Linked DNA regions of Homo sapiens: regions 1, 2, 3, 4 and 5 are each linked to region 6. The links are chromatin loops, found by intact Hi-C in ENCODE. Cell type or tissue: endothelial cell of umbilical vein. All regions are shown on one strand. Region 1 has its middle 130 kb from the start of LINC02817. Region 2 has its middle 120 kb from the start of LINC02817. Region 3 overlaps LOC101929750 (a long non-coding RNA gene). Region 4 overlaps LOC101929750 (a long non-coding RNA gene). Region 5 has its middle 170 kb from the start of LINC02817. Region 6 has its middle 150 kb from the start of HLX-AS1.

Evidence for each region. Hi-C counts contacts between places; a loop is a spot of excess contacts. Peaks named below come from ENCODE experiments on the same cell type or tissue, not always from the same donor. Only the 100,000 strongest peaks of a DNase experiment are listed, where the experiment ranks them.
Region 1: it touches region 6 in a loop (5-fold over the local background); 5 of 110 quality-filtered maps call a loop at or near these places.
Region 2: a loop joins it to region 6, with 7 times the contacts of the local background. A loop is called at or near these places in 5 of 110 quality-filtered maps.
Region 3: a loop joins it to region 6, with 2.2 times the contacts of the local background. A loop is called at or near these places in 4 of 110 quality-filtered maps.
Region 4: it touches region 6 in a loop (2.0-fold over the local background); 4 of 110 quality-filtered maps call a loop at or near these places.
Region 5: it touches region 6 in a loop (4-fold over the local background); 5 of 110 quality-filtered maps call a loop at or near these places.

Annotation. Positions count from the first base shown.
Region 1 is chr1:221,201,482-221,205,481 of GRCh38, reverse strand. No RefSeq gene overlaps it. Among named protein-coding and RNA genes, the nearest start is that of LINC02817, 130 kb to the left of the region's middle. In endothelial cell of umbilical vein, a CTCF peak has its summit at 1,813 (motif pointing right); a DNase peak (open chromatin) is centred at 1,851; H3K27me3 peaks cover 147 bases.
Region 2 is chr1:221,214,750-221,218,749 of GRCh38, reverse strand. No RefSeq gene overlaps it. Among named protein-coding and RNA genes, the nearest start is that of LINC02817, 120 kb to the left of the region's middle. In endothelial cell of umbilical vein, no CTCF peak of the experiment used is centred here; a DNase peak (open chromatin) is centred at 1,519; H3K27ac peaks cover 462 bases.
Region 3 is chr1:221,099,180-221,103,179 of GRCh38, reverse strand. All of the region lies in intron 5 of LOC101929750 (a long non-coding RNA gene), which reads right to left. Among named protein-coding and RNA genes, the nearest start is that of HLX-AS1, 220 kb to the right of the region's middle. In endothelial cell of umbilical vein, no CTCF peak of the experiment used is centred here; a DNase peak (open chromatin) is centred at 2,439; H3K27ac peaks cover 282 bases.
Region 4 is chr1:221,085,959-221,089,958 of GRCh38, reverse strand. The region is part of intron 5 of LOC101929750 (a long non-coding RNA gene); the gene reads right to left. Among named protein-coding and RNA genes, the nearest start is that of HLX-AS1, 210 kb to the right of the region's middle. In endothelial cell of umbilical vein, no CTCF peak of the experiment used is centred here; no DNase peak of the experiment used is centred here; H3K27ac peaks cover 565 bases.
Region 5 is chr1:221,159,375-221,163,374 of GRCh38, reverse strand. No RefSeq gene overlaps it. Among named protein-coding and RNA genes, the nearest start is that of LINC02817, 170 kb to the left of the region's middle. In endothelial cell of umbilical vein, no CTCF peak of the experiment used is centred here; a DNase peak (open chromatin) is centred at 1,614; H3K27ac peaks cover 564 bases.
Region 6 is chr1:221,030,370-221,034,369 of GRCh38, reverse strand. No RefSeq gene overlaps it. Among named protein-coding and RNA genes, the nearest start is that of HLX-AS1, 150 kb to the right of the region's middle. In endothelial cell of umbilical vein, no CTCF peak of the experiment used is centred here; DNase peaks (open chromatin) are centred at 1,529 and 2,309; H3K27ac peaks cover 2,264 bases.

The DNA.
Region 1 (4,000 bases), 170 kb before region 6:
AATTTCTCACTGAACATACACAGTATAATTATAACAAATCTTACCTCAAGTCATTGTGTGTGTGTGTGTGTGTGTGTGTGTGTACGAGTAAGAGAAAGAGGAAACAGTTAACCATATTCTGTATATGAGGTTGAAAATCCTTTCAACATATTGCAGCCATCAGCTTCATATTGAGATAAAAGTTCACCAACCACAATTCAGAAATTTATGGATCTTGCCATGTCCTTCTAGATTGATGGGAGTTATAAAAGCCAAATGCAATTTAGAAATAGCAAAAATAGTCCAGGTGCAGTGGCTCACGCCTGTAATCCCAATACTGTGGGAGGCCGAGGTGGGTGGATCACCTGAGGTCAGGAGTTTGAGACCAGCCTGGCCAACATGGAGAAGCCTCATCTCTACTAAAAATACAAAAAAAAAAAAAAAAGAAAGGAAAAGAAAATTAGCTGGGCGTGGTGGCACATGCCTGTAGTCCCAGCTATTCGGGAAGCTGAGGTAGGAGAATAGCTTGACCCCCGGGAGGCAGAGGTTTCAGTGAGCCGAGATTGCACCATTGCACTCCAGCCTGGGTGACAAGAGCAAAATTCTGTCTCAGAAAAAATAGCAAAAATATTATTTAAAAAACTACAAAGAAGTACTAGTCTATCAGAATTTGATTTCTTAATCTATTAAGGAAGTTTACTCTCTCTAATTTGATTTGTGACTTAGAATTATTCTAGGACATTTTAGAAAAAGGCTAATACAAGCACAATACACTTTCCTACAGCTACAGTGATATCACACTTTATAAAGTGAGGTGCAACATGTTTGGGACTCACCATGTTATCTTTGTTAAACCCAAATACACAAAAGCATCCAGCCAGTAAGTGACAGTCTGGCTACCTGTCCTAACTACCAGTCACTTTTGTTCATCCACATATTCACATTTTCCTTAACCAGGATACTTACTGTCTCTATTTCTGTATGACATGATTACAACTCTGAGAAGGCTTTTGTTCTCTAGTATTTGGAATCCTTAAAAGTACTTCACTTCGTTGTTAGAAATGAAGCAAAATTGTAGTTAAGAAAATTGTTGGGACTATAAAAACATTTGGCTCCTTTTCCCTGATCCAGAAGGTACTGTGTGTTCTTTGGATCTCAGTCAACATTTTGGGCAGTTCCAGATAAGGTATCCAATAACTTCACTTTGTGTCCCCATTTTTCTTGCCCTCATTCCAGAAAAAGTTGGATAGCTGCCTCCCAAATAATTTTATTGTGAGGGAAGTTATTATGAAAACATACTCCACTGGTTTTCACTGACCTCCAAAACACACTCCCTAATTAAGTGCAAATGGGAAACTGACTTGGGAGCAGGTTGTCTCTGATTTTGGACTTGGGAGAAGTATTAAAGTTTATGAACTCGATACGCAAGCTCCATCTGCCAAATGAGGAATTTCTTATTTCATTTGGTGACCACACTGAGATTATATAATGCTCCTCAGAAAACTCTGAATGCTGAAGATGCGTAAACCATCTGTCTATGTTGAAAGGTCAAAAAATGCACTGCCCCCACAATGTGTCTCTGGGCATAACTAATTATTTATCCAGAGAAATTTCATCATAGAGTTGTTGGGGTTTTTTTAACATTGAATTTCTACATAACCATAAAATTTTACAGTACTAAAGAGAGAGTGATCATATTCATGCTCTCACATCCTTTTACAGGAGGCTAGGGTTAGTCAGCTTTAATATTTAAAGAAACCTGAAGACCTGGCACAGAGAAGTGTGAGAAGCAGAGAAAGGAAAGCAAACAATTTCAGCTCTGCCATCGCATCTTTCCCTCCCCAGCCAGCAGGGGGCAGTAGTAACAGAGGAAGTGAAGCTGGCTTACTTCTGCGACTGAAGATCCAGAAACAAGGAGAAAGGGTGAAAGTTGCATGAGGTTTCTCTGCTCTCCAGTGACCCACCCCAGCCCCCCACCCCATTGGTGGGAGTAGACCTCAGGTGTACTTCTGAATTCCAGTTCTCCCATGGTACCAGCTTAAGTTATGACAGATAATTAACTATGTTTTGAAACCATGCTATAAGCCAGGCACTGTGTTAAGCACTTTACATGCATTTTTTTATTCCATCCTTTAGCAAAGTAGGCTAAAGTAGGTTTTGTTATCATTTGTGTTTTAAAGATGAGAAAACTGAGGCTTAAGAGATTAAGTAACTTGCTCAAGGTTACCTAGTTAAAACTCTAGCCACTAACTAGTAAAGAAAACTGCAATATTCATCTTTAACCCAGGGATTGAGTCTTATGTTTATTTAATTTGTTTTTGTGTATTTTTTCATTTTCTAAATTATTTAATCTGACAAAGATGCAGGTATTTTCAGTTGTTTTAATACTCAAAGGGTAATACATGTAATACACAATTATCAGGTGAATTTGAATGCATCAGAGTAATTCAAGAGAAGGAAAAATTTTCCCCAAATTATCAAATTTGCTAACAATGGTGATACTACTGAGTAATGTTATTAACTCAGATATTGTACAGTCACTCTTTCTTTTAGTAGGGTAGCTACAAATTGGATTTATATCATTTGTTGCCCTCTGTAGTCATTTTGCCAAAATGAAACACTCTCAGTTCAGGGTTTATAATCAGACAGACAGTGTTCTCATATCAGCTCTGTGCTTCCTTCTCTGAGCCTCAGTACCCTCATCTCTAAAAGGAATCATTCATACTTTAGGACTCATTTGATGGTTGTGAAGGTTAAACAAGCTAATACAGGTAAAACATTTAGCCTGACTCTGGCATATAGGAAGTAGTCTATAACTGCTATTATTCTGACTCAATGTCAAGCTTGGAAAACAAGTAGAGAATTCAAACAAATGTCCAGCTATTTTGGTTCTGGGTGCCAAAAGTCCAGATGTTTGAGAAACCTCAATTAATAACTATATTTGTTGGTGCTCACTGGTGTAGTTGGCACAATGTGATCACAGGTTACATTTGAGGGCAAGTGGGGGTTAATGTTCTCCCCATTCATGCACAGTTGTCCTTTGTTAGGAACTAAAAATACAAAGGTATAAAGGTTTCCCTTTCTATGTCTGCCGAAAAGATTACCGACAGTCAAGAGGCAACTTTTTTTTTAACAAGCACTTAAATTCCTTTTAAAATCTTAAATGAAAAAAAAGTATTTATTTCCTATACTTTCTTTTCAGCTTTCAAATATATCAGAAAAATCTAAATACAATCCAGTTTTCTTCACTCTAGTCTAATCCTGAGCAGCCCAGCACTGAAAATAAAGATATCCTTTATTTATAAGCATATCTTATAAATAAAAGTTTACCAACCTCCCATAGAGTTTGTGTTTCCAGGATCTTCATTGTTAAATCATTATTCAAATCATAAAAGTTGGGAAGAGACACTTATCCTTTGCAAAAAGCAAAATACAGCAAATGCATCTCCAACTCCTTTGAACTGTCTGGGTTATGTGAAAAGGATAGAAGTGTAGCTGATTCATCCACACAACCCATCTGTTTTCTGACTGGTATCAGTCAGACACCAGTCATATACTACCCCCTAAGTTCAAATGGGATTGGAGTTAGGAGGTCTAGAAACTAGTCCTGATTCTGTGACCTTGAGGAAGTCCTTCAACTTTCCTGGGCCTCAGCTTCCAAGCAAATAAAAACAAAAGGTTTAGAACATGACATAATTGCTATTAGTGTCCTGTTAAACCCTTGTCTTCTATAACCAAGATCTGTGGTTACTTGATCCAGTTGGGGGTTGTAAGATGAGGTAGACAGTCGTCAATATAGTACCTGAAGTCTACTCTTTCAGGGATAGCTCAGAGGACAACACATCAATTTCATGTTTCTCAGACAGGTACATGTGACCTCCTGGATCCTGGCCATGCTGATAGTGAATATGCAAGGCCCCAGATAAGCATAAATTATCTTCCTGGTGTATTAATTATTCTTAAAAATGTTTGAGGAAAATTTATGTTTGTGTTAAAAAGAATAATTTATTGTATAGATTTT
Region 2 (4,000 bases), 180 kb before region 6:
TTTCAAGAATTTGGAAAATAAATGTCAAGAAAATAATATGATTATAAAACATAAGAATGTAGAATGAGACTTCCATTGTGATGTTTACGAATTTGAGTTCTTAAACATGATGAAAGTGTTAGTAGAAGCACAGTAGAGCAGTGATGGTAAACTTATATATAGAATAGCTATCTATTCCAGTGAGGGTAATTTCTGCCCCTACCACGATGGAAGGGTTCAATATAATTGGCTTCTACCAGGTAGTTGATTGGAACTCTTTGATACAGTGTCATACTGGTTGTCAGACCTGGCTGCTACTCCTGATCAATTAGGAATTCAGCTGAGTCACTAGGCAGGTCACCATGATGAGAGAAAGTCCTTGTCATTAGGCTCCTGCATAGCCTTCATCCCTGCCACCATGGCTGCTCTGGAGTCCATTGGTCTAGCACCAGGGAAAGATTCTGATGGACATCTCTAGGAACAACAACAAAAAGTCATTTTTTCATCTTAATTATTTAAAGTTTTCCCCACAGTGGGAACCTTTGGGGGATCATGCAGATGAAGCACAAATATTCTCATACATTGGGTTCATTCTTCCCTAATCTTCCCCATCACCAATTCTCCAATATTATTCCTTCCAAGCCTCTGACTGTCTGGCCAAACCATTAGCCACTGTCCAGGAATTGGATCTAGATCATTGTCTTAGGCAATCTTTCCTGGATAATTAGATGTACCATTAAACATCTGTTCCCAGGAGAACTTAATATCCTCAATTGTGCTTTGGGACCACCCTTGAGTGTTGTTAATGCACTACAGCAATTTACAACCAAGAAAATTAACGGGCTCATTGCCATATGCTAGAGAGGAGAATCTGCCTAGCCACAGGGAGAACACTGAATCTCTCCAGGACCCAGCAGGGAGTGGGACTAGGATGGGGCCTGGGTGTTGCATGGGCCTGGGATTCCTATAACTGCATTTGAAGGAAGCCTGGACTGGCTACCAGTGTTGTGGCTCACATTCCCTTTGGTTCTGCTGTGCTCCACTGTCACTGGAAAACCCCATCAAGCTGCCAACACACTTGGGAGGTGTACCCACCACTCCTCATCCCAGGTCTACCCTCCAATACAAACAGAGGTTGTCAAAATACATCCTGCCTCTGTGGTGGGCAGAAATCTGGAGAAATTCAGAGGAAAATAATGCTTTGGAAATGGTTTTATTTCTGAGAACTTTAATTTCCAAAACTCCCCCCAGTAACCACATTTTCTTGGAGTTCAAGATCAGAGATAGACTACCCTGGTGGCCTTTTAACCTGAATTAACCCACTAGCCCAGTTGGTGCCCCCACCTTGTTTAACTCTGTGATGTAGCTTATAAAAAGATGTGGCCTCCAGTCTGTCAAATACTGCACATTCCACAGTTCTTGCACAGGCCACTTCCTTCCCTATGGAGTCACTGCCTGACTTTTCCAAAGCTGATATTAATATCACAGACCATTATAATATAGTTATTTTCATGGAAGGCAGGGAGGAAGTCACGTGGCATTAATTGGTCCCACGGGGTCCTGAAAGTCTCCATTTAGCATGTTGTTTTTACTCACATAAGGAGCAATGAAGTGGAAACAGTGAGGAAGTCACTGTGATTGTATTAAATGAGTATTTTTTTCTAGAACTTGTTTGCTTAATGAGTCATTATTTCTTTTTTAATTGTATGAACACAGGTAGGTGCTAGGTCAAAGGTACACGTGCATCTTCTTAAATGCACACACACAGACACACACAAACACGTATCTCTAGGCCACTGTGAGTTTGCCTTATTTTAACCTCTATTGTGATGTCAATTTATTGAAGGGCTGGGGCACAGAGAAGCTAACGAAGGTTCTATGAGTTTTGTAGTTTAGGAAAAAGGTATCAAAAGCTCCCGGTTATAAAAAGATATAGATGGCATCCTCTTCAAATTACTAAACCAAGTGAGTTTTGTATCAAAATGTTGATATCACCACAATTCACTACTTCGTGTTTGCTTCATAAATTTTACTTTTAAAAAGCTCATCACATACATCATTTTTGACCTTGATAATGGGCCTTTGAGGTAGGCTGGGTCCGAATTATTATTCTATTTCTCAAACTAAGAATTGATGTCAGAGAGGTGCATTTACTTTTTAATGATCATGTGACTAATAAGTGGTGGTCTGAAAAACCCAAGGGGACCCAAGAAATGAAGGTGTGACTCCCAAGAGAACTTGCCATGGCATAGAGGACTTCATAAGGTGTATAAGTGGACATAGCAAATCTTAGTGAGCCTGGGCTGCTATAAAGTTCTGCAAGCCCTCTTCCCCCACCCCCTCCCAACCCCCCCAGGTAACTGCATGCACTAACTCTGTGTTCTTAGGAATGTCTTCACCAACGGTAGTGATGAAATTCTATTTTCCCATCAACAATTCACATGAAAATGGACATGAAAGCAGGTTGATGATGAGAAGCCTTCTTGAAACATTTTCCATTTGAAGGTGCTGACATTAGGATACTTCTTAGGTTTCTTTGGCATAAAAAATAATTCTTTTGACAAAGACATGCCAGAAAAAACAACTACTAAATATTCTTCAAAGTGGTAGGGGTCATGGAAAGTAAATTCTACTTCTCTTGAAGATTCTGAAATAAGAAAAATAAGATTCTGATAAGAAAAAATATGTATATTTTTTCCCAATCAGGGAGAACTTCAGTGTGGTTCACCCTGAAGGCTGGATATTAATGTAAACAAACTTTCATAATTTTTTTTACACTACCAATAAAATTTCATTCTCATGGTCAATAGGTCATTCAGGCAGGTAATAAACAAGTGTATGTTGGCTTAATTTACTTAAATCAAGTAAGTAAATTAAGTGTTGACTTAATTTAGATCAAGGCACTAAAATACTTTTTTTTTTTTTTTTTTAGACGGAGTCTTGCTCCATCACCCAGGCTGGAGCGCAATGGCGTGATCTTGGCTCACTGCAACCTCCACCTCCCAGGTTCAAATAATTCTCCTGCCTCAGCCTCCCAAGTAGCTGGGATTACAGGTGCCCACCACCATGCCCAGCTAATTTTTATATATCTATTTTTTTATTAGAGATGGGGCTTCGCCATGCTGGCCAGGCTAGTCTCAAACTCCTGACTTCAGGTGATCCACCCGCCTCAGCCTCCCAAAGTGTCAGGATTACAGGCATGAGCCACCGCACACAGCCTAAAATACTATTTAATTCACAAATGATCCATTCACTTCAGAACAAACAAATAAATGAAAATAGCTCCATAACCACAGATGTGACAACTCCTCCTGGGGCACTGTCACCCAATCTTTACTCAAATGAATGCATGCATTCCCACCAGAATACAGGATGTGGGGACGCGTGGCTCCATTCACATTAGTGCCATTCTCAGAAGCATGACTAGGTGGGTGGCTCCTACAGATGACGTTTAACTGCCTTCATCTTCACAGAGGACAGCAATCACCTCATTGAGCTTTATAGCTTACAGAGGCTAAAAACCACTCTACGGAGGAAATCCAGGATTTCCAGTGGTACTACAGGAGATGAAGCTGTACACAGGCTACTGAGGACTGAAGGACAACTTACTTAGGATTCGGAATGACTACCCAGCTTGTGAGTGGACTAAGGCCTTTGATTCTCCTGCTTCTTCTCCTCCCTCCTTGATCTTTTAATTGCTCATAAAAACTCTATGAGGTCAGCAGAGCAAGATGCAAAGAATGTGTCCAAATAGTCCATTTGGTTTCTTTTGAGTCAATCGAGTTAAAGTGTTTTAAGAGAAGATCAAATCTATTGGCTAACAAGAGGACCAGAGGTCATGTGTGGATTTTGATTGTCCATACCATGCGTGTCCAAACCAGAATGAGACTCACAGAAGCAGAGAATAAGGAGCTATGAGAGAAGGAATAGAATTGTTTTTCAGCTTTACACATTTGAGAGATGCAGAAACCGATGCCCAGAGAGCATAACGGACTTGGTCAACGTCACAGAACTTGTTTAA
Region 3 (4,000 bases), 69 kb before region 6:
TTGGCCTAAAGATGACTTTTATACCACTTCCTTCTATAACTGGAAGCTCAAATTTTGGAGACCCTCCTGTAAGATTCAATGCATTGTGTCAAGCGTATGAATTTCTACCACCCAGAAACAGGTTAAAACTGGTATCAAACATGTTGATAACTGTGGGGCTTATTTCTGTTGTAAGTTAAGCTTCAACCTAGAACTAATGTACCTGTTGTTTGAATACATTTTAGTCCTTCCACAAAAAACAAACGATTCAACTTTGTTCAGCATTTTAACTAACTGAACTAGTATTTTCCTCTTGCATGATCTCTTGTGTTTAAAATCCCCATGGACAAATGACAGGCATCGAACAAAATACAGGAAAAGCCCACAGAGGCAATGGAATCCATGTGATAACTCAAGTCAGTCCGGCTCCAAACTCACTCCCTTGGAAGGAAATAGCTTTTCAGAATACAGAAATTGGCTATTTACCCTTCAAATTTATTTTGCTTTATTGACTTGAACATGGAAGCCGAAAATATGCAACCACCAAAAGTTTTAACTCTATAGATCTATGTTGTGCCAATGTTAGGTACTCTATCTAATGTGCCAGTATCAATGAAGAAAAATGGCAGAAAGAAAAAAAATGAAAACACATTTAAAAAAGAAAATATCTCTTTGCAAGCAATCTCTTTACTTAGCAGAAGCCACAACTTTATGACTTTTTCAGCAGAGACAGAAGTGTATTTTTCAATTCTCTCATTCCTTTGGGGCAATAAAGCCACACTATAAAGCAGTGGGTTGTCAATCAGTCATAAAAAGCTTAACAGATGATGACATAAATGACAAGAATATGATCTATAACTATGTCTTTAAACCATAGACTAATTCTTAATTGTCCAAACTCCTTATAACAACAACAAAAAAAGTCTTCTGAAAAACAAGGAAGAGTTAACATTAGAAAGGAGAAGGAATACTTTGTGTTGGTTTCCAACCTCCAATCTCCTCCAAGCTGAATATTGCATACAAATCTGTATTTGTGAGGCACCCTCATCCACCAGTTAATCAGAGCCCTGGAAATTCAAGGAAACCTGTGTTTATGGAAATCTGGCATTTCTGTAAAGTTTTGAATGAGGGCTAAATAGAGCAGTTCATCTCATTTTGAAACTAATGATTCCTGCCAAGTGGTTTTCCAATGCTGGGTCTTCTGGCTCAGTCAGCATTTAGGAATTCATTTATGAGTTGGGTTAGTAGGAGACTCTGGAATTCAAATTTATGTCTGCAACTCACTAGTTTGCTCCTGATAGGTCTCTGAAAAGAGATTGTAATCAATTTAACAAACCCAGACTTCAGGAAATTTTCATATCCCAAAAAAAATTTCTGGTTTGGAGCTTTGTCCCATATTGGAATCAGCCCTCCTCCCCCTTCACTCCACGCTAAGCACTGAGTCTTGCTGTCTATGGCCCTTTCACTCAGCTCATCCCATCATTCAAAGCAGCCTTGCCAGGTGCACTAGAATCTACCTCCCTTAATAGACCTGCTAGCAGATTATAAAATGGCAGAATATATGTGTGGTTTGTCACCTCAGACGGTTTCTATATTATCTGTCTGTTTCTTGATAGAAGTGGCAAAGGTTCTGATAATTATTTATCCAATTTGTTTTAAAGATTTATCTGCCCCGTAATGTTCCAGGAAATTGGAATATGGGGTGTGTGTGTGTGTGTGTGTGCGTGTACACGTGTGTGTGTGTACATTTTCCCCCAGTCTTATAAACCCACACTTTACTTTTTAGCAAGGCAAAGGGCAAGCATTGAGCAGCCTTTCAATGTAACCATAAATTTACTACTTTTTAAAAAATTTCCTTTGAAGAAGTCATCAAATAAATTAGCAAAGCTGGAAAGGTGCCTCTAGTTTGTGTTGGCTTTGGGTCTTAGGGAGTTACTTAATAAACAAAAGTCAGTGAATTCAAACAGTAACAAAGTAATTTCAATGATTAATCAAGTGTTAAAACTAGTTTAACCTCTCCTGTTTTACAAACTCTATATCACCCTGACTAAACTAATAGAGGAATAAGACACCCATCTGGAAATCTCATCTGAAATATTAGATTGGGAATCTAAAATTCAGCCAAATAGTGTGGCTTGTAGGGATATCCTGTTGGATAATAAATTGCATTAATCTTACTTAAATTTTCCATCTAAATCATGTCCTGAGGCCATATTACTCTGAGGAAACTGTGCCTTACTTTAAATGCATTGTGCTACTGAAAACGATATTAAAAGAAGGGGGGAAAGAATTTTTCTCCTTTTTTTGTTCTCCTGCCTGGTTTTTCCAACATTAAAAAAATCCATGTGAAACCTTCTGGCTCTTCTAGAAGAACCAATGTCTACTCAAATCAGCACTAGCTCTTTCCAGTCACTTACAGGAAGCAGTATCAGTCACAGAACATTTTCAGGAACTTTGCTCTAATTTATCTGTTTCTTCCCATCTGTGAACTCTGAGTCATGGTGGCTTATGGCAAACGTTTTTTCTTTTTAGTAGTGGCAGGCGGAGCATCTTTTTCTTAGCCACTTTTTGACTTTCACATGTACAGAACTGCAACCACTGTCTTTCCTGAAGATTCTACTGTGGCCTTTTTATTCCTTCCATTTTTTAAATAAAAAACATTAAAATCTGCTTAAATGTTTAAACTATTTAAAAATTTCCAAGGTGGGGAGAAATATCATAGAGGCTTTTGTAGAGCTTCAAGAAAGGACTCGGCTGGCTCTGAAGCCACACCCAGCTCGATGCCATTGTCTGCTACCTACTGTAAGCTTAATTATTAAGTGCACTAAAAGGTGATAGCATAATGTTGACTCAAACCCACAAACCCTCAGAAATGCTGAGTTTTCTCTGCTTATCCGGAGCATCTGCTTTCTTAGGCTTTACAAAGAAAGGGGAATCTTGGGACAGAGCCCCGCTATTTCTTAACACTCTTGAAAACGGCTGAACAGAGAAAATGACAGCCATCACAGAAGTGATGCTGCTCATCAGGACCCGAGTATTGTGTGGCCTTTCACAGCCACCTCTGCATTACTCCTCCCAGCATCCTCTAGGGCAGGCATCGCTTTCACCACAGGCAGGTGAGAAAGGAGTAATAAGTGAAACGCCCACCTGTGGTGGCGGGATTACCCGGAAAGGAAGGAGCCAGGACCAGAGCTGAGGCCATCAGTCCTCTGACAATTCAAACCACTGGTGAGTGGAAGGAAGTAGACTCCCATCCAGTCCTCTGTAGAAGAGATGGCACAGAGGCCCCTCAAACCCATCCTGTCAAACCCCAGGTGAGTTGGAAGCAGTGCCATTCGCTCAGCCATCAAAGCCGAGGGTTTTATGGTTAACCTAGCCTCCTTCCTCTCTCATCTAAACAAAAAATGCTTTCAGGACCCACCCCTCCTCTGCCTCAGGCAAATCCTCAGCACCTCGAACTTGAACAGTTACTCAACCGATAACAGCCACAGCTCTCACTCTACCTTTTCTCACACTATTACCAGATGGATTCTTCCAAAATTCCATCATGCTGATCCCCTTCTTGGACTTTTCACAGGCTCCCATTCCACACAGGATAAGCTCCCATGGTGAAAACACAGCCCCTGACTGTCTTCTCAGTCACATTTCCTGCCGTTCACTCACCTCAACTCAAACCCGATGAACCACCAGTTCAGACACACTAACAGTTTCAGCAAACATCATGTTGTTTCTGTTAAAGCAAACTAAATGTGGCCAGAGAAGGACTCTGTATTTCTATATTTGAGTCCTTGGGGACAAACTGCAACCAACTTAATAGGTAGACAAGATTGAGAACGTAACTTGGGAGTGTGTGCCTGTAACAGTGGTTGGGTCTTGGCCAATCCCAGCAGCCATGTCAACCACTCAAACACTGTAGAGTGTTCAAACTGTGTTCAAATAAGCCAAACGCTGAGCTGTAACCAATCCAGTTGTTTCTGTACCTCACTTCTGATTTCTGCATGTCACTTCCCTTTTTCTGTCT
Region 4 (4,000 bases), 56 kb before region 6:
TAACCATCATCATATGGCAGTGATTTACTTATTTTTCACAAAAAAAAAGTTTATGTTACTCTAGCATTCTCTGAGATAACATTTTAGGACTCTTAAGAATCTAGAAAAGGTGATAAATATCTGCAGTTCTTTTCTTGTTCCCTATGGGGAGAAACTTTATACAATCACAGATATATATGTAGAGAATATCATGTAAGCCGTTGGTTTGGATCCATAAACATTTTAGGTTTGCTTTCCTGGATACCTAAGTTTGAAGGGAGCGTGGTTTCATCCACTTATTTAGACAAAAACATGAAGAAATTAGACTCTGATAATTTCTGAAATTTGCCTCAGAGAACTCACATTTTTGCTTTACAGACACATGCCTTGGAAGTTTTAGTAAGTGAGGTCATCTTCCTCTAATGTTTGCTATGCTTAATGACAATACAAATATGTTGAATTTATTAATTCACTTGTTCATATAACAAATATTTTAAAAATGTCTGCTATGCTGTGTTGTACTTGTAAGGTGACTCTGGATTTTAAAAAGGCCTGATTTGTAACATTTGGTGACTCCTGGGTGTATACACTCCCCTGTGGCTGATTTCAAGCTCCCAGTGCAATGTCGCTGAACACAGACTAGGAAGGAGATGAGCAGAATTGGCTCTGCCAAGCTCGTATGAGGCAGCGCCAGCCCACCCCTGATGCTATGTGTTTTATATATATATATGTTGTGTGTGTGTGTATGTATATATACATGGCATATATATGTGTGTTATACATATGCTATATATGTGTCTGATATATATGTGATATATATGTGTTACATATATGTGTTTGATATATGTAATATATATTTGTGATATCTGTACCATATGAAAATAGAAAAATTTATCTAAATCATCAAAAAAAGTTAAGATACTTTGATTCATTTCTTATTCAGGTAATAAACTGGAGTTCAAATTGAAGAGAGTAGTGAAAAAATTCTGGATGCTTTATTAGTTCTATACACAGGTTTTATTTCTGTGATTGACACAGATAACTCTGTGGCTGAAACTGCATCAGTAGAAATGTAATTAGTTCATAATTTCAATCATTTAATTGAATACTTGTAAATAATATTGAAATAAAATTTACATTTTCATTCCTTGGATATAAACCATTGACCAGTGTACACCTATGATTTTAGTTCATTTAGGATTGTATGGTGGTGAAATTAGTGTCATTTCATTAATATAAGCACATTCTTTATGTCAACTGGTCAGAGTAGTCTACTAAATTTTAAGGTTTGAGGTTTAATATTCTATGTTCTGTTGCATGGCTAGAGTACATCTACAGGCATGCCAGTAATCTTGTAGTGTCACAAGAGAATTTGATAATAGGGAATTGAATGATTAGTATAATCTATCCTCACTATTAAAAAAAAGTCAAAGGTAAGCCCTATGGATGACAATTTAAACACGTGCAGTGTGTCCAACATAATGCTAAGTTTATCATAAACTAATTTCTATAATGGTTATACAGGGTAAATATTATTATCTTAATTTATGTATGGAAATAGCTAAAGCTTAGGACAGTTTAGTAATCTGTTCCAGGTCACATAACCAACAGGGGTTGAAGCTCTGGTTCTTCCCTAGTACTGTCTGACTCTAAAGCCTAGGTTATCTTCAGAAGACAGAATAACCTACAATTTATACACAAGACAGTATAACCTACAATTTATAGAATCGTTATAAAGAATCAATAAGACCAGGATTGGAAAAGCTCTTGGAAAATTACAAATTGCTCCGTAATTGTTTTCAACTATAAAGTAATCCTTGTTAATTACTCAGAAAAAATATTTGCTATGTGACTAATATAAACATCCAGTGGGTTGCTCCATTCTAGTCAATCAGCTCCAGTCACCAGTTAATTTCTTCTCTGAATAAAAAATAAGTAGCACAATCTTAGCTTTTTCTGATTTCAAACACAATCAAATAATAAACCTTAATGCCAATCCCAATGCCCAGTAGGGTCTGTTACATGTTTTATAAGTATTTATGAGGTATTTACTGAATCCCAAAGAGTGATTACTGAATTGCTTTTCCATTAGAAGACTCAGCTCTAGTCAAATGGACTCACAAGCAGGATTAATAATTTGAGTTCATGTGGCTCATGCTCCCCAGTAGATGCATACATTCTAATGGGTTGTTTTTTAAAAACTGTGACTTTCTAAAAATTCTAAAGGTAGTACTACAACTATTTTATTTAAGAAAAGTATTGCAACTTTCCCTGGAAGTTTTATATTAAATGTTTTATTCTGATAAATCTTGAAGATGGTAGAACAAAAGCTACCATTAATTAAGCACCTTCTGAGTACCATTCACTGTATTACGAATTTAACTTTTTTTTTTTAATGAGTTAGAGTCTCGCTCTCTTGCCCAGTCTCAGCTCACTGCAACCTCCACCTCCTAGGTTCAAGCAATTCTCCCACTTCAGCCTCCCAAGTAACAAGGACTACAGGCACACACCACTATGACCCAGCTAAAATTTTTTTGTATTTTTAGTAGAGATGGGAGTCTCACCATGTTGGCCAGGCTGGTCTCAAACTCCTGACTCCTGGTGATCCAGCTGTCTCAGCCTCCCAAAGTACTAGGATTACAGGCATGAGCCACCGTGCCCAGTCTTTAACATATGTTTTGACCTATCCTAACAACCCTGAAAGATCAGCATAATTAAATGATAAGTACTGACAGGCGCTGGTATTGAAGCACTCCAGTATCACAAGAATAGGGGCCACAGGTGTACTAAACTTGTGTCTAATCAGCTAAAATGAAAGAAAAAGCTGAAAAGTACTGTGACCCACAGAATAAATTTCAATAAGGCACCGTTCTATATCGCACTGCCATCCCTCAGTTCTCAGTTGATTGCAGAGGTTTTCTCCAGCAGCATTCCTCAACCTCTGCCCTGTGTGCTGATTTCGGGTGCATTTTATCTGACTTTTTTTCACATTTACCAGAAAAAAAAATAAAGAACAACAAAAACTTTCCAAGAGGCTTACATTTATTTGAAAAATTGGGAAATTTGCAGATACATTTTGTCCTGAGGTTATAATGCCTACCTTAAAATAATTGGAAACCCTTATATCCAATCCTGAAGATTGAAGTCCGTTTATTTGTTAGAGGAAGGATATTTCGCAAATAGTTCTTAAAATTGACTCCCTGTTTGGCCTTCCCACTGCTAAGTGGCTCCTGGGGTTGTTTATTTATTAGAGTGACCAAACATAAGTATATCTCTTCTGACTAGTATGTCTCTCTTTACTTTTTTTTTTAAATATAGGAGTACAAATGCAATTGTGTTACAGGATATATCGCATAGTGGTGCAATCTGGGCTTTTAGTGTATCCATCACCCGAGTTGTGTACGTTGTACCCAATAGGTAGTATTTTATTTCTCTTCCCCCTTCCATTCTCCTCTTGGAGTCTCCAGTGTCTATCATCCCAATCTCTCTGTCCATATGCACCCATTGTTTAGCTCCCACTTATAAATGAGGACATGTAGGTTTTGACTTTCTGTTTCTCAGTTATTTCACCTAGGACAATGACCTTCGGTTCCATCCATGTTGCTGCAGAGATAGAGAGAGAGTACAAGTGCAGGAGCTGGACTTTCTGCCAGTTTGGGTGCAACACAAGCATCCCCAAACCTGCCTTGACTGCAGAATTTTATTGCTTTTGATGGTAACGGAAAACAGAAAGACTGCAGCTGGGCCTGAAGTCCCAAGTGGAGTTTAATGTGGCTGCAGATGAAAAAGTTGTGTTTTAACTTGCAAAATGAGAAAATATGATACAGTAATAAACATGGGTGGTGCCTAAGCATCAAATCTGTGTACAAAATTGCAGCATAATGAAACCAACAGAGGGGAACATCTATTTACTTTCACTCTTTTAACCACAATAATTTAAGAGCTTTAAATACTTTTGATGGAGTTACAGGCCTAATAAATGTCACATTCCAAAGTTTGAAAGCCTAAAAGTTACTCTGGA
Region 5 (4,000 bases), 130 kb before region 6:
CTTCTTTGCAAAGATAAACCATGTATGTCAAAGCCTGAATTTTTAAATTTCCTTCTCTTTTGCTGAGCCCTGTAAGGGTGGTGGCTGGGTATTGGTCTTGTAGCAGCTTTTCAGTTTCTTTATTTGGTCCATAAGCATATAAATGGCTCCTCCCATATATTCACCAAGCATCTCTACCAACTGCTTGAGGGTAATGTCCTGGGGAAAGCCCTGTATTTGGAACCGAGAGGCTAAGATTCCAGTCCCAGCCCTGCTGCTGACTAGCTTTGTGACCTTTTAACCAACCACTTTACACAGTTACTTTACTCATAGACTAATGAGTTACATTAGGCAATCCTTTTACTCCCTTTCCATCTTATGAGTCCAATAGTTGTACATTTGAAAGCCAATTATATCTTTAGGACAAAGTATAAATATTCCACTCTCCACGGTAGTATATTAAGTGTTGACAAATAGGAAAGGGAATTTTAATCTCCATTCATATTGGAAATAGACATGTAATTAGATTTACTACTCTTGTCTAACTTTTCAGAACCACCCTCCATTTTTATAAATACTCTTACTGACCAGAGAGTCCTGAGTTGTTTCTCTCTCACTTTTCACTCCGTAACCCCTCCTGCTGCCCAATTTCTATTGACTCTTACAATATTCCAGGGATAAGCTCCAAAGCCACTGTCCCCAGGAAGCCTTCCTCAATTGCCTCAGCCAGAAAAAAGAAATCTCCTTCCTTTGCATTTTTCACCGATTGTGCAAGGTAGCACAACTTATGTCATTTAACTCTTTCTATTGTGTTGTATAATGGGGATGGATATTTTCCAATGTTCCTGGGATTCCTGGCAGGAAAACCCTGAGAAACCATGAAATCCTATTCCCTGGGCTGTTGCTGATGTTCTACTTAGACACCAATAAAATGTGCAGTGACTTTCTCTGATTGGTGGTACTACCACTCAAAGCTATCATATTTCAGAGCCGTTAACAAGCTCACCTTCTGCATTTTGTTTGAGTCTTAGTCACTTAGAGGGCTATGCTCAGATGTGACTTGGGCCCCAAAGATGAACCAAATGCCCAGCAGACATTGTGGTGTAAGAGTTAGAATTCTGATTTGATGTCTCAGAAAGGCTACTTTTCAGCCCCATTTTTTCTTTTTTTCATTTCTAAGTTATTGTTTTCTTTTTTCCTCCCTTCTCTCTTTCCTTCCTTTCTTGTTTCCTTCATTTCTTTCTTTCTTTTTTTTTTCTTTTACACAAAGTAAACACAATCATGGTTCTACTGCTTTATTCTGAATCCTGCTCCATGCGAACAGGAAGTCAAATCCTGTAAGTAGCTGTGGGTTGGGTTCCAACTGGTTTTACCAAATAGTTTAAAGATTTGCCAAGGCTGGCAGCTTGTCTTCCAAATCTTCATCATAGAATTTGCTACACAACAGCAAAAGTGACAAGTAAGCACAGGGCTGAGCAGCCAGGAACACTTGGACTTTCTGCATTTTCAATTATTTAGGCCAAAATGAATCACTTGTTTTCTTTTCTTTTTTCTTTTGGAAACAGTTTTACTTCCCATTTCCTCACTGGACACATAATTTTGATTTATCAGCCCGACAGTCCTGAGTAAAAGGAAGTTTTAAACAAAGCTGATGCCATTGCCCTGAGTTGTTTTTTTTCTTTTCCCAGCAATATCTTCAGAAAACACTTTGGCCTTCTTAAAAATGCAAATCAGCTTGTGCCTAGCAAGCCTCATGAGCAAACCTCATGACTCCCCAAGGCTTCTGAGTCCTCATTCAAGGACTTTGTCTTATAAATTCCACTGGAACCTTCTTCAACAGCAGTCCACTTTCAACTGGGATAAATCTGTCTTCCAATATTATGTCTTGTAAATCTCACTCTGCAGGGGTATTTCCAATCCAGCTACTGCATGCTTTCTTTATTGACTAGGAATGGATAAATCAGTTTTCCATTTCTCTTCATTATCCATTGCTGATATTTTGATGTGGGAGCTGTTTAGAAGTTTCTGATCATAGTACATTATTATAAAAACATCTCTTGACCTGAAAATTTTTAAGACACAGACAGTGTAATTTACATCTCTTTTTGCTACATTCTCAAAATGAATCTCTCTATGTTGGAATGGAAGGATGACTATTAAATGGGAAGTTTGCCTTGTTGGCCTAAAAACATCACACGCATTTTCCCATACTCCAATGTTGCAATAGATTTAGATTGTCAATAACAATTATTGGGTGCTTATTATGTTTGCATGTTTCAACTCAATTAATGCTCACAATAATCTTTTGTGGTAAGTATCATAATTGTCTTCATTTTACAGATGAGGAAACTTAGGCATAGAAAGTTAAATAACTTGGCCGGGCGCGGTGGCTCATGCCTGTAATCCCAGCACTTTGGGAGGCCGAGGTGGGTGGATCACGAGGTCAGGAGTTCAAGACCACCCTGACCAACATGGTGAAACCCTATCTCTACTAAAAAAAATACAAAAATTAGCCAGGCGTGGTGGTGCATCCCTGTAATCCCAGCTACTCAGGAGTCTGAGGCAGGAGAATTGCTTGAACCCAGGAGGCGGAGATTGCAGTGAGCCGAGATCACGCCACTGCACTCCAGCCTGGGTGACAGAGCGAGACTTTGCCTCAAAATAAAATAAAATAAAACAAAATAAAATAAAATCAAAAAGTTAAATAACTTGCTAAAGGTTCAATGGTCTGTAAGTGGCAGAGGCTGAATATAAACCTGGGAAGCCTATCTCCAGCATCTCTGCTTTTAACCATTATGCTAAGCTATCTCTCTAGATTTAAGTGTTCAACTGGGCAATCTCAATTCTATGTTTTTAAACATTATTTTTGCAATTATATAATGCTTTTAACTTTCTAGACCGTTATCTCATTTTTGCCTTAACAGTTAGGTAGCGATATTCTATGTACATATTATATTCTATTACATATATATTCTATTCTATTACATATTATATTACATATAATATATATATTACATGTATATTCTATTACATATATATTCTATTACATAGAATATAATATCTCCATTTTATAGATAAGGAAACTGAGGCTGGGAGAAGTTTAGTGACTTGTTCAAAGGCTAAATGGAAAAGTTGGTTTCTGAGCCCCAGTCTTCCAACTCCCAATATGGTGCCTATAATTGGGCCTCAATATCCTCATCTATGTGCAAAGTAGCTAAGAAACCCTCCAGTTCCCAAAGAATTGGTCTCTGTACTACTCTTATTTATTGAACACCTTCTCCAGACTGTAAACCCTATAATAACAAGGGCAGGACCTAACTCGTTACCTCCTGTGACCCCCTTCACCTAGCACAGAGTAGGTGTTCAGTAAGCATTTGTTGCAAATATAAATGTGCCAGGTACAGTGCTAAGTACTGGGGTGCAAAGATGAATACTGGTTAGCCCTTATATTGCAAGTGAGGCACTCAAGAGGCCCCTTGCAGTTATGTAGGTTCTGCAAGCCCCACAGTCATTATGTGGACAATGGCTCCCACTGTGTTGAAGTCACCAAGAGATAATTGACCATGACGTGAGTTATGTGTCCCAAGTTGAATGGCGTCAGGGTCAATTACTTTATTTTAAAGACCACAGCAAAGAGGCCCATTTGCAATGTGGTGCTCACATCATTAAAACAACATTTAGAAATTTCATTTTAATCTAAATGATGGGTTTCCAGTGCTGTGTAGCTATCAAAGCATAATAACCTGTGTGCTAAACACACCTCCCCAGCTCTCAACACAATTTGGAGAACCCCAAGGAATATAGATGTGATTGATAGAAACACCATGTCTGATCTGTTTAACCCAGTCTCCAGCCTGACAAACTTAAAGCAAGTTTTGTTTTGTTGTTTTTTTTCCAACACCTCCAAGAGATGAAAGAGTGATTTTTACAGTGCCAGCATTCAGGTTTGAAGCTTAGCTTATTTAGGAGTGCTAGATAAAATACAGGAGACCCAGTTAAATTGGAATCTCATATAAAAAAC
Region 6 (4,000 bases):
CTCCTTCCCCATCTACCCTGCCCTAGTGCCTCATCAATTTTCCCTCAGATAATTCCAGCAGGCTCTGAGGCTTTCTTTTATCCAGTGCTGGTGGCTTCTTCTATCCAGTATTAATACAGAGACCAAATGAAGTTTTGAAGTGTAAATATGATCGTATCAGTCTTCTACTTGAAATCCCATCTTCAAATGGAACATACAAACCCATATGTGGCAATCCATATTAGTCTAGCCCTCACTTATCTGATAATCAACCTCCCCACTTGCCCTTAATGGGCTAAGCTATTTTAAGCTTTCATGCTCCTGCCCCTCCCCATACCCAAAGCAACTTCCATTCTTGATTCCATCCTTCTCTCCCAGCAAAACAAAATCATCTCAGGCATCCTCTGAGAGTCCTGCCTGACCCCCTCCACCTCCAGCTTACTGTCCTATGTATCCAAGTAACACACTATGTTATCTTCCACCCAGACACTAAGGAATGGGCAATCACTGCCTGATTAGACCATGATGCCCCATCATCAGAGGCTAAGGGTGTCTCTGTATTCCAATCAGGTGAACACTCAAGTCATATTTGAGTAAATAAATAAATGCATATTTCCACAGAAACTTGGCGATCAAGTTCTCTAATGCTAGTGTTCAGCTGCATAGGGCTTAAGTATATTCTCTGGGCTGGCTAGGAAACCTAACTACCATTTATAATTTTGTCTCTATGGGAAAATGCAAGGACAGTTCCAGATGAACCAGTTACAAACAATTTGGAACAAAGCTCATTTGTAAATTGAGGATTTACTATATTTATCTGTTCACATTTCTGCTAGGTTTGAAATTGGTCTATCATCTTTCCCTCTTGGTTAACAAGGTATGAGAGTAGTGAGAACATTAAGATACATCTAACACTAAGTATTCTTTGATCAAACTTGTGGGTGTTTAATAAACACTCATGAGCTGGATATATTGGCATGGACTATAGCCACCCTTCCCAAGTAGTTGCTTAGACATTTCTTTTATATTCTGGTCCTGTATTCATGTGATCCTATTTAGAAAAACCTGACATTTGGAAATCCAAACTTAGAAACGAGATACATTCAGGGGTTGTGACTCAGGTTACAAAATAATTTTTCACTTTTGAAATTTAATAGTGACTCACTCTGTTCATTAAAGAGCAATAAAATATTATCATGTAACTCTGAAAAGAAACAGAGAATTTAAGAGCAGAATTGAGGCTAGATATATTTGCAGTCATGAGCACTTCTTTTGAAAACACCATAATTTACCACCCCCCTGCAAACACACACCCCATTTGGGATTTATTCTTGTGGCATTACAACTCTCCCTCTACCAAGAAGCACAACAAAGACCATCTGAGTAGGAAGCAGATGTGTATCTTCTGGAGCTTAACACCCTTGGCTCAAATCTGACGGTGAAAATTTACAGCCCTTAAAATATATTGTACTGTGGTGGCTGTGACTGGGAGGCCTCCTCCCCATCTGAGGGAGTAGGGTTGCTAAAATGTTAGTGGCCAAAGGGGGCTGGTGCAGGGAGGAAGGAGACTGATTCTTCACTGGGAGGAAATGAGCCAGAGATTATCAGTGGATGATATAATCAAAAATTCATATACCAGTATCCAAGTTTTATTACACTACTGAGGAAAACAGCTCATTTATATTGGATTTCCTGTCCTTTTTTTCTTAATAAGAAGAATCACGTATCTATGAGTCATCACAATTATTATAGTTTTAACAGGACATTTTATTGTGATAATGCATATGACTTTTTTTCAAAAAGAACTATAAGGAGATATAAAATAATTGCATAGCTCCTAATTTATTGACAGAATAGTTCAAAGATGTGTTGGTATATTTTTCTCATTTGTAAAGTTTCTTGAAATAGCTTTGACTATTTCCAGTAGGCACATATCTCTGTTTTATAGTAACATTCAAAAATTAATAAATAGGGAAAAGTCACTATGGGAATACACTGTAATAAAGACAAATAGAATCCATACTTCAAAAGTTGGCAAGAGCTAACAGATATGCTCTCATTTTTTTATTTTTGTAATAAAATGTTCTGTATTCAGAGTTATTTCTTTCCTTGTTATTTTTCTTGTCTTGAGTAGGAACCATAAATGCTTCAACAAACAGAAAGTAGATTGGATGCTCAGTTAGTGTTAACTAAAATTTTTTTATGAAGTGCCTCTTAATGCTAATATGACATAATATTGTTTCAATGGAAAAGTTCAATTTGTTTTCTACAAAGATCATTTATGCAAATATTCTATGAAACATTATAACCATCAATAAGTCCTTACTGAGTGTCCAGTACTTAGGAGTCACACTGAAAACAATAAAAGGGTAGAATGACTCATACAAAGATGGAGTTACTTTTCAAAGGACAGAAGCATACTTATCAGACAAAGTAAAAATTGAGCATTTTCAAAGATGTATCACCAAATCAAAATTAAAACCTGACTTAAACTTTAGGATTGCATGCAAATTGCCCTCAATCGATTGACACCACATTCCTTGCAAACAAATCTACAATTTTTCTCCAGCCTAACATTATTGTAGAGTGCAATAACTAAATCCAGTTTCTGAGAAAGAACAGATCTTGGAAAGTGTCATGAATAGAAGATCTTCTGGACAGCAGGCTTAGAAACACAGACATTAAAAATGCACTCTGGTCTACACCCAAAGAAGGTGTAACATATTTGTTATCAGTACAGCCTCTGCTTGGATTGGTTTTTGCAGAAGTGGGATGGCTTACCGGGGTCAACCACAGTACCCCCATGGTTTGACTTGGGATGATCTCATACACTTTGTCTAGGGAGCTGGCCAGTGCTGACTGTATAGAGTGAGACTGAAGAAACTTACCTGGAGATTGAACCATTGTTCCCCTAAACTCCGTGGCCTAACTTACTGCTCATCAGCCATAGAGAGGACATACAGAGAAAGGAAAACATGACACCAAATGAAATAAAAATAAGTCACTACCCAGGAGAGCTTGGAGAGATAGTCAATCGATGTGACACATGTAAAAAAAAAAAATGTCCTTTCACAAACTCACTGAATATGATGAAATCCAGATCAGGTTATATAAATTTTTCCCTGGTTAAGTCCCAACTCTTACATCAAAAGGTCCAATCATATTTCAAACTGAAATATGTTATCAGCAAACTAGCAGAAAAAAAGATCAACAGAACAGTTTACTCCATTTGTGGTCTATGCACCCGCTGTTGTCAAAGCTAACCAATTGCCTAAATAAGATGTGCTGTCTTCCTTAAAGTTGCCACTACCCATTATGAAACAATAACTTAGATTTCACAAGGTTGAATGAATTCCATATAATAAAACGTTCTTAGGAAACTGAGTGAATACAATCAGGGTCAGTACCCACAACAGATGACTTTTTCCATATATAAGTGATTCTTCATAACTTTATACAGAAATTGATCCAATACCTGGGTCCAAATTCATTACAGGCCCTTCCAAAACTGGATCCCATAGGATGACAACATTTACACCATGTGTGCATTTTGTGTCATTATGATTCCTTTGAAAATGCCCAAACTGTTCTGAATGCCTTGGCCAGGGGTGCAATGGATGTGGGTATGTCCTACAGAAAAATGTTCCAGTCCTTGTCTTATCCTAATGAGTGCAATTAACCACAACCATAACATTTGAATTATTAATTCTCCCTAATAGGGCAGATACAGTGTCTCTGGAGCAAAGCTGTTTGGAGTTCTGGTAAAACTCATGCCAAATTTAATTTGAAAGTTCAACTTGAAGAGAGACAATGCTGGCATTGTATTACATTGATTTAAAACAAGTCTCTCCTAAGGATTTTCTTCATCCTTATCTGCATTAATAGAATATGAAAGAGGGAGAGAGGAGAAAATATCGAGTGCTGGAAAATATCTTTCTCAGAAACTGTAGCAGACGGGTCACAACATTTTTAAACAATGATAGTAACATTTATTATATCAAAGCCATTTTATGTTTTATTT